3 separate regions of the Homo sapiens genome follow, and all the other regions are linked to region 3. The links are chromatin contacts, found by Hi-C in ENCODE. All regions are on one chromosome and are shown on one strand. Each heading gives the region's core, a stretch centred on a gene start or an enhancer-like site at or near the end of the contact. The rest is flanking DNA. Distances are from core to core; before and after follow the strand shown.

Region 1 (2,700 bases), core at 163-2,662, 100 kb after region 3:
CTACTGAAAACACAAAAATTAGCCGGGCCTGGTGGCAGGCACCTGTAATCCCAGCTACTCGGGAGGCTGAAGCATGAGAATCACTTGAACCAGGGAGGCGGAGGTTGCAGTGAGCCGAGATTGCACCACTACACTCCAACCTGGGCAATAGGGTCAGATTCCATCACAAAAAAAAAAAGAAAAGAAAAAAAGAAAAATTACTCTGAAATATATATTAAACAAATAAAAATTTGCCCCACTAACTCAAAGACTGGAGCATTTTTCAAATATAGAGAAATTACCTTACCTAAATTGAAAACACATTAAAAAAATAGCATATTTAGACAATTCCAGAGAATTGCTAGATTGTGGCTGAGTAAAATATGTATTATATTAAATTAGGGTATTTGAGACAACTTTATGTTATAATATATAATTTGAAGAAAACACCAGTATGAATATGCATTTTTGTGTGTATAAACATGTATTTTTACTATTTCCTTAAAATAAAATTTTATTTTTCAGTTTTTTCAGGGCCTCTTTCACATCCTTGTTCCTCAGGCTATAAATCAGGGGGTTCAACATGGGAACCACAAGGGTGTAAAACAATGAGGTCATTTTATCTTGATCTAGAGAATAGGAAGAACTTGGCCGGAAATACATAAAGAGCAGAGTTCCCTGGAAAATTGCAACCGCAGATAAGTGGGAAGTGCATGTAGAGAGAGCTTTGAACCTCCCCTCAGCAGAGTGTATCTCCAAGACTGATAGGATGATATAACAATAAGAAATGAAAACTCCTGAAATGGTACTCAGTTCAATAAAACCAAAGACGGTGAATAACACTAACTCATTGACCTGTGTATCTGAGCGAGAGAGTAATAAGAGAGGAGGGATATCACAGAAGAAATGATTAATCTCATTAGACCCACAGAAGCATAGGCGGAAGGCCAGTGTCATATGTATCAAAGCATCTGCTATTCCCACCAGATAAACCCCAGTCAAGAGTAGATAGCACACTCTGCTAGACATGTTGACTGTATAGAGCAGGGGGTTGATGATGGCCTTGTACCGATCAAAGGCCATCACTGACAGCAGTAGACACTCAGAATCTGCAAAGATACAGAAGACCAAGAATTGCAGAGCACAGCCATAGAAGGGTATTGACTTGTTCTTGGCAAGTAGATCTACCAGCATCTTGGGCCCAGTTGCAGTAGAATAGCAGAGATCACAGAAAGACAGATGACTGAGGAAGAAATACATTGGTGTGTGAAGTTGGTAATCCATTCTGATTAAAACTATCATTCCAAGATTTGCTGAGAAATTAATGATATAAACAGCCAAGAATACAGCAAATAGGGTCACTTTCATCTCTGGGTTATTGGTAATTCCCAAGAGAAAAAAATCAGTTAATGAGGAGCAATTTTCCCAGTCCATTCTTCCTTGTTCTTGTTTCAAACTGCTACAGAAATCATTACGAGAATGACAGTCTAGAACTTGACTTTCCAAGATATCAAAAAAAAAATTATCTGTAAAGTAGAACAAGATTTGTTTATGTAAATTATCTTCTTTACCCTCAAAAAGTATCCCAGGTGAGTGTCACTTTCAAAGAGGCATTATTACTGTATTAAAAAAAAAAAACCCTAAAAGTGTCTGCCAAAGGAAGTTGATCAACTTTGAATCTAAACTTACATGCAATTTCTGACATATATCATTTGTCTTTGCTTCTATTGTACAATCTAAGGCAGTCAATTTGATTAAACTGAAAGCTCAGTACAGATCCAAAAGGATGTGAAAGAAACACCATAGTTAGAGTCACAAGGGCCAGAACATACCGGACTAAGCATCTCATATATTTGACAAAAAAGGATCATATTTATTGCATTATTCAAGAAATATATACATTTTTCTACCACTGACAGTGATATTACATGTAAGTTAATAAGAGAAAATTATTATGGTACTGTTTTTGATGTGGTGTCGTTAGTGCTTACTGGAAAAGAAAAATGTTTTATTTAACTGTTACTCATCATCACTGGTTTGTCACAGCATTTATAATCCATTTGGATGACTTATCTGGTTCTAAAAAACAAAAGCCAAATGTAAGTGGTAAAAGAAGTGTGAACAACAGACTACTTATATTTGCTTATAATTGACTTTTTCATTAAAATCAAAATGTGAAGAACAATAAGTGTTTCTGAAATATATAGGCTTCTGTTGCTTGTGTTATATGTGCACTTACTCTTGTGTGTGTGTGTGTGCCTGTGTGTGTCTGTTATATGAAAATTGAAATGTGGGGTGGGTCTGATTGTTATTTCTTCTAGACTTAAATATTATGGCATGTACCTTAAGAACTTGAATTTTCATAAATTAATATCTGTAATGTGTTACCTCTATTATTATTTGAGTAAATCTAGAACCTATCTTAAATTTACATCTAAAATAATATCACAGGTACAGTGATTTTTTAAAGTAATGATTTACTTATGAAGGTTGATTAAAATATAAATGGGTGAAATCTATATTATCCTCTTACAATGACAAGTAAGGTCAGTCAAATTCACACAGATCCAATAAGAAAATATCATTGTTTGGCCATTAGATTCCAGAGGTGCTTCAACTGAGTAAGCATCTATAAAATCATTCATTTGTAAATTCCTTAATACATGATTTCTTATTTTTCCAAAATTTTTCCTCTGTCCTTTAAATTGATCATTCAGAAAC
Region 2 (2,700 bases), core at 12-2,511, 72 kb after region 3:
TGATACAAGAATTGAAATGCAAACAATTAGTGGAGAAAGATATTCACCTGAACATATATAAAATAAAATGCAATACATGTGCATGATGAATACTTAAAATGTATTTTAAGTATTTTTCCAGATTCTTCCAGAGTGGCACAGAATAAACTTGGATGGCAGAGTCAATGATGAGATTAGCTGTGGAAATGGGAAACCGTTTTTTGGAGGCAGTAGTAATGCTGCGAACTTATGAAAACAACCAAGTATTCAGTAGCAATTAAAATGTGTCTCCATAAGATTATTTTACAGATGCGTATCTGAAATCTGAAATTTGGGAGAACATTCTACTAATGTTCTCCAGTGAAAAAATACAGCTGGAAGAAAGAAGGGAGGGAAGATGAAGGAGAGAGAAATAGAATGCATTTGAGAGAAAATGCTATTTAGACTAAAATAGAATACTGCAGATACCATGACAAAGTGGTTAAGGTGTGTCTTATGGAGCAGAAATGGCAGCAAATACCACAGTAAAGAGATTTACCATTGGATTGTTAGTTCCGGCTTTTATTCTGTCAATGTTGTGGCTTCTAAACACATCAGTAATCTCCTTTGATCCATGTGCTAATTAACAACCAACACTCTGCCCCCTCTCCCAGATTCTTTCATCATTTTAAACCTAATCTAATTCTAATCCGGATGGTCACTGTAACACATGTAATCACCTAAGAATTTTAAAAATATTTTTGATGAATAAATGAAAAATTAGCTAGGTGCAATGGCATAAACCTCTAGTCTTTTTTACTTTGAAAGCTGAAGTGGGAGGATTACTTGAGCCCTGGAATTCAAGGCTGCGGTGAGCTAAGACTGTGCCACTGCACTCCAGAGGGTGAAACTTTCTTTGGTATAAATAAATAAATGTGCACTTAGAGGAATGCTTGTGCCTTGGGAAGAAACTCAAGAAACAGTTTAATCAACTTAGTTAATTTCTAGCATATGTTTACTCTGATAAGATTGATGATAGATATGCCTCATTCAGGCAGTGGTTTTTACAATGATAGTGTGATGCTAATTTAATCAGTGATGAAAAGGCGTGTACTAAATATTGCATAAACCTAATCATCTCTGTCTCCACCTTTCTTAATACCCTAAATATCACTAAATAGGTGGTTGTGGTCTTCAAAGATTCACCTAAATGGATGTAGAAGAGACAAGCTCATATTTCTCCAGAGGAGGACAGCACTTAGAGTTAACTGCATTCAAGTGATGACCTCTGAAAGTCAACTCTGCAGGGAATGAGCTCCTGATCTTGGGGAGTACTTAAAAGAATTTTTTCTTGGAAGAATTACTGCAGGAAACATTCATAGAACCTTGGGGTGAGTGCAACTTCTATGGAGAAAATTATTTCTCTCTTCCTTTAAAATAGTAAATTACAGTGATAAAAATATCTAACTGTCTAAACTTACCGAATGATCTTATTTGTAACTCATATTATTGCTATTCATTTTATGACATGAGGTTATGACATGAGGTTATTGTTGTCATTTTGTGTGTTCCAAAAGTGTTTGATATATTTTTGAAAAATTTTAGATATCTAGTGTTTGCTGCAATAGATTTGTATGCATCATGGGTATATGGAATTCATATTAAAACATATATATGTGTACTGCATGTACTAATATTGGTACACTTAATTAAGTAAAAAAGGATAATTATTGAATACTGTAAATGTTGTGCTTTCATAACCTTAAGCTTTTAGACATGATTTTAAGTTACTGAGGCAATGATGAGTTAAAAATGGTGATACTAAAGGAAATAAGAATGCTCTCCAAAATACCCTAGCTTAGAAATCAAAACACGATTGTTTAGCAGATAACTGTATAAGGAATGATTTGATACTTGATACTAGCTGTCATTTTAATTGAGGTTTACCTCAGATGAAACTGTGAAAAATTCCTTGAAATGGCTCAGATGGCCTCTGAAAAATATTTGCAATTCTTAAATTTTCACTCTTGGCACTTAAATTCAGCAGTGTTTAGTAAAAGAGAGTAAGGTAAAGGACTTCAAACTGCCAAGGCAAAGATTACAGTTTGTATTGGTCAGGGTTCTCCAGAGACACAGAACCATAGGATGTGTACATAACTATAACTATATATATATATATATATATATATACACATACCAAAAATACTTACAATTGTGGTACAATTGCCTATCGTATACCATACAGGTTTGTAGCCTAGGAACAATATGCTATACTGTATACCATAGGTGTGGTTTGTGTAAGTATACCCTATGATGTTCAAACAATAACGAGACTGTCTAACGCGTCCCTCAGATCATATATCTGTCCTCACTCTACACATGACACTGTACAGGAGAGGAAGTCCACTAGGGGAATTTGTTCCCTTGATTATGGAGTCTGAGAAGTTGAACATAGGCTGTCATTAAGGTAGTGTCCTGGAGATACCAATATCCTGGCTGAGTTAGAATCAGCTTCAGGAGAAAGAGAGGAAACTGCCTTGTCTCTGCCCTTTATCTTCAGTCTGAGCTACCAGCTGATTGGATAGTGTCCACCCACACTGAGGGCTGCTGTTGCCCACTCAGCTCACCAACTTACATGACTCTCCGGAAACACCTTCACAGACTCACCCAGAAATCATGCTTTACCAATTCTCCATGTATTATTTAATCCAGTCAAGTCAACACCTATAATTAACCATAATA
Region 3 (2,700 bases), core at 58-2,557:
TTTAAGAGAAAACACCATATTATCAAAACAATTTTTTTAAATTTTCAACCTGGCATTTAGCAATATGCATGCTGCATATCTTTGAAATCAGTTGAAGAATGGGAAAAATGTCTGGTTGTGTTGGTCTCTAGTCCAGATTTTTTTCTTGCAGGAGTGCTTGACTGGTGCTTCTACAATGATGTATGAACGTATCAAGGGTCAGGAAGAGAAAGAATGACAAGATTCTCACCCTCACTTTACGTTTGCTGTGTGTCAAAGGTCTAAAAAGTATGTGTCCCTAATTTTAAAAATTCCAACGTCTTTCCCCATTTCACTCACTAATAATGATGTTTTGGGAGAAGTAAGACAAGTTAACAGATTTTTTAAAATAAATATTTATGTTCATGGATGTTGTAAGGATTAAATATACGATTGTGTGTGGCATAAATATATGTATTTATATTATACATTATTATATACTATTTTTTCTCTACATTCTGGCTGTTTTTAAGTATTTTATCCCTTTTCACAGTCATTTATTGATATCATTAAGATGATTTAAAGTTATCCTTTATATGACTGCATGCTTTTATATTATATACACTACAAATGTGATCATCTTTCTCTTATTTGATATTTTATTTCTAAGTTTTAATATTACAAACAATACTGCAATGCAGCAGTGGGAAGTTTTCTTAGTAATTTCCCATGCACATCTTTGATCAGGTCTTCAAATAGATTGAAAGCAGTAAATTTATTTAAGACATAATTTTTTAAGACTGTGGAGTCATACTTACAGTAAGTTGTCCCCAAGAGTACCAATTCCCTAAACCATGGCTGACATTGAAAAATGTAATTAACCAAATCACCATACTAATTTTACAGAGAAAATACTAATACAGATTATAAAATGAGTTTCTTCATCTAAAATATATCAATAAAATGCAAACACTTGACTGCTAACATCTTAAATAAGTGTATTTCTCATCACTGTAATGAAAAATTCAGAGAGAGGTGCCGTAGATTCTAAACATTATTTTCTAGGATCCCAATATTTGGAGTTGGCTAAGAAAATGGGATTTGAATTTGAAAGAGTAAGGAGGCTAATTAAATAGTAAGTTGACCTCATTCCCAATGATTCAGTGAAAAGCTGTCAATTCTCAAAGACTAATTAAAAGAACAATATAAATTCATATATACGTTAATATTTTTGTTTGATCTTTGAATTAAACTAAGTTTATGCATTTGTGTTATACAAAGTTGAACTTTTTAAAATTTCACAAAAAGTTTTATTCTTTGCTGATAAGATAAACTATCCTACTTTTTCTGGTGTCTTTTTACAGGATACAGCCAAAACTAAAATTTAGACTATATAATGGAGAATAATTTTTAAGTTTCTTTTCCTCCAATCTCATATAAATTGGAGACATGGGCAAGGAAAACTGCACCACTGTGGCTGAGTTCATTCTCCTTGGACTATCAGATGTCCCTGAGTTGAGAGTCTGCCTCTTCCTGCTGTTCCTTCTCATCTATGGAGTCACGTTGTTAGCCAACCTGGGCATGATTGCACTGATTCAGGTCAGCTCTCGGCTCCACACCCCCATGTACTTTTTCCTCAGCCACTTGTCCTCTGTAGATTTCTGCTACTCCTCAATAATTGTGCCAAAAATGTTGGCTAATATCTTTAACAAGGACAAAGCCATCTCCTTCCTAGGGTGCATGGTGCAATTCTACTTGTTTTGCACTTGTGTGGTCACTGAGGTCTTCCTGCTGGCCGTGATGGCCTATGACCGCTTTGTGGCCATCTGTAACCCTTTGCTATACACAGTCACCATGTCTTGGAAGGTGCGTGTGGAGCTGGCTTCTTGCTGCTACTTCTGTGGGACGGTGTGTTCTCTGATTCATTTGTGCTTAGCTCTTAGGATCCCCTTCTATAGATCTAATGTGATTAACCACTTTTTCTGTGATCTACCTCCTGTCTTAAGTCTTGCTTGCTCTGATATCACTGTGAATGAGACACTGCTGTTCCTGGTGGCCACTTTGAATGAGAGTGTTACCATCATGATCATCCTCACCTCCTACCTGCTAATTCTCACCACCATCCTGAAGATGGGCTCTGCAGAGGGCAGGCACAAAGCCTTCTCCACCTGTGCTTCCCACCTCACAGCTATCACTGTCTTCCATGGAACAGTCCTTTCCATTTATTGCAGGCCCAGTTCAGGCAATAGTGGAGATGCTGACAAAGTGGCCACCGTGTTCTACACAGTCGTGATTCCTATGCTGAACTCTGTGATCTACAGCCTGAGAAATAAAGATGTGAAAGAAGCTCTCAGAAAAGTGATGGGCTCCAAAATTCACTCCTAGGGAAGATTTTATTAGCACAATTCAGGATTCCCAAGTAGTGGCAGGCGGGGGTTCACGGGAGAGGCACAGTGTTGGAGTACAGAGAAGAAGGAGCTCAGTAGTTATAAGCGAGTCTTTTTTGATTCACTTATCTTTGTGCTTCTTAAACTTTAAGGAGTAGGATTGAACATATTTCAAAATTTGCTGCCAACTTTTAAAAAATAAATACATAATGTTTAAATGGATATGAGCAATAGTATTATTAAGATAGACAAGTTTTGCTTTCTCTAAAACCATTACAAGTCTTCTAATGAAGAACTTACAAGGGTTACAATTTATTTCAGGATCCATTATGGAAACTACGATTCTTTTCAAAAC

Evidence for each region. A loop is a pair of places that touch in the nucleus more often than their neighbours do.
Region 1: a loop to region 3 is called in a map of GM12878, with 2.5 times the contacts of the local background. The contact joins the promoter of OR5W2 here to the promoter of OR5L1 in region 3. A Hi-C loop is called at or near these places in 1 of 168 maps with a recorded cell type or tissue (GM12878).
Region 2: a map of Caco-2 shows a loop between it and region 3 (2.4-fold over the local background). The contact joins the promoter of TRIM51 here to the promoter of OR5L1 in region 3. A Hi-C loop is called at or near these places in 1 of 168 maps with a recorded cell type or tissue (Caco-2).

Annotation. Positions count from the first base shown.
Region 1 is chr11:55,913,170-55,915,869 of GRCh38, forward strand. OR5W2 (olfactory receptor family 5 subfamily W member 2) reads right to left here and starts at 1,413. Exons shown (of 1, transcript NM_001001960.1): 1 at 481-1,413. The coding sequence starts at 1,413. The coding sequence ends at 481.
Region 2 is chr11:55,882,036-55,884,735 of GRCh38, forward strand. TRIM51 (tripartite motif-containing 51) reads left to right here and starts at 1,262. Exons shown (of 7, transcript NM_032681.4): 1 at 1,262-1,349.
Region 3 is chr11:55,810,060-55,812,759 of GRCh38, forward strand. OR5L1 (olfactory receptor family 5 subfamily L member 1) reads left to right here and starts at 1,308. Exons shown (of 1, transcript NM_001004738.2): 1 at 1,308-2,417. The coding sequence starts at 1,408. The coding sequence ends at 2,343.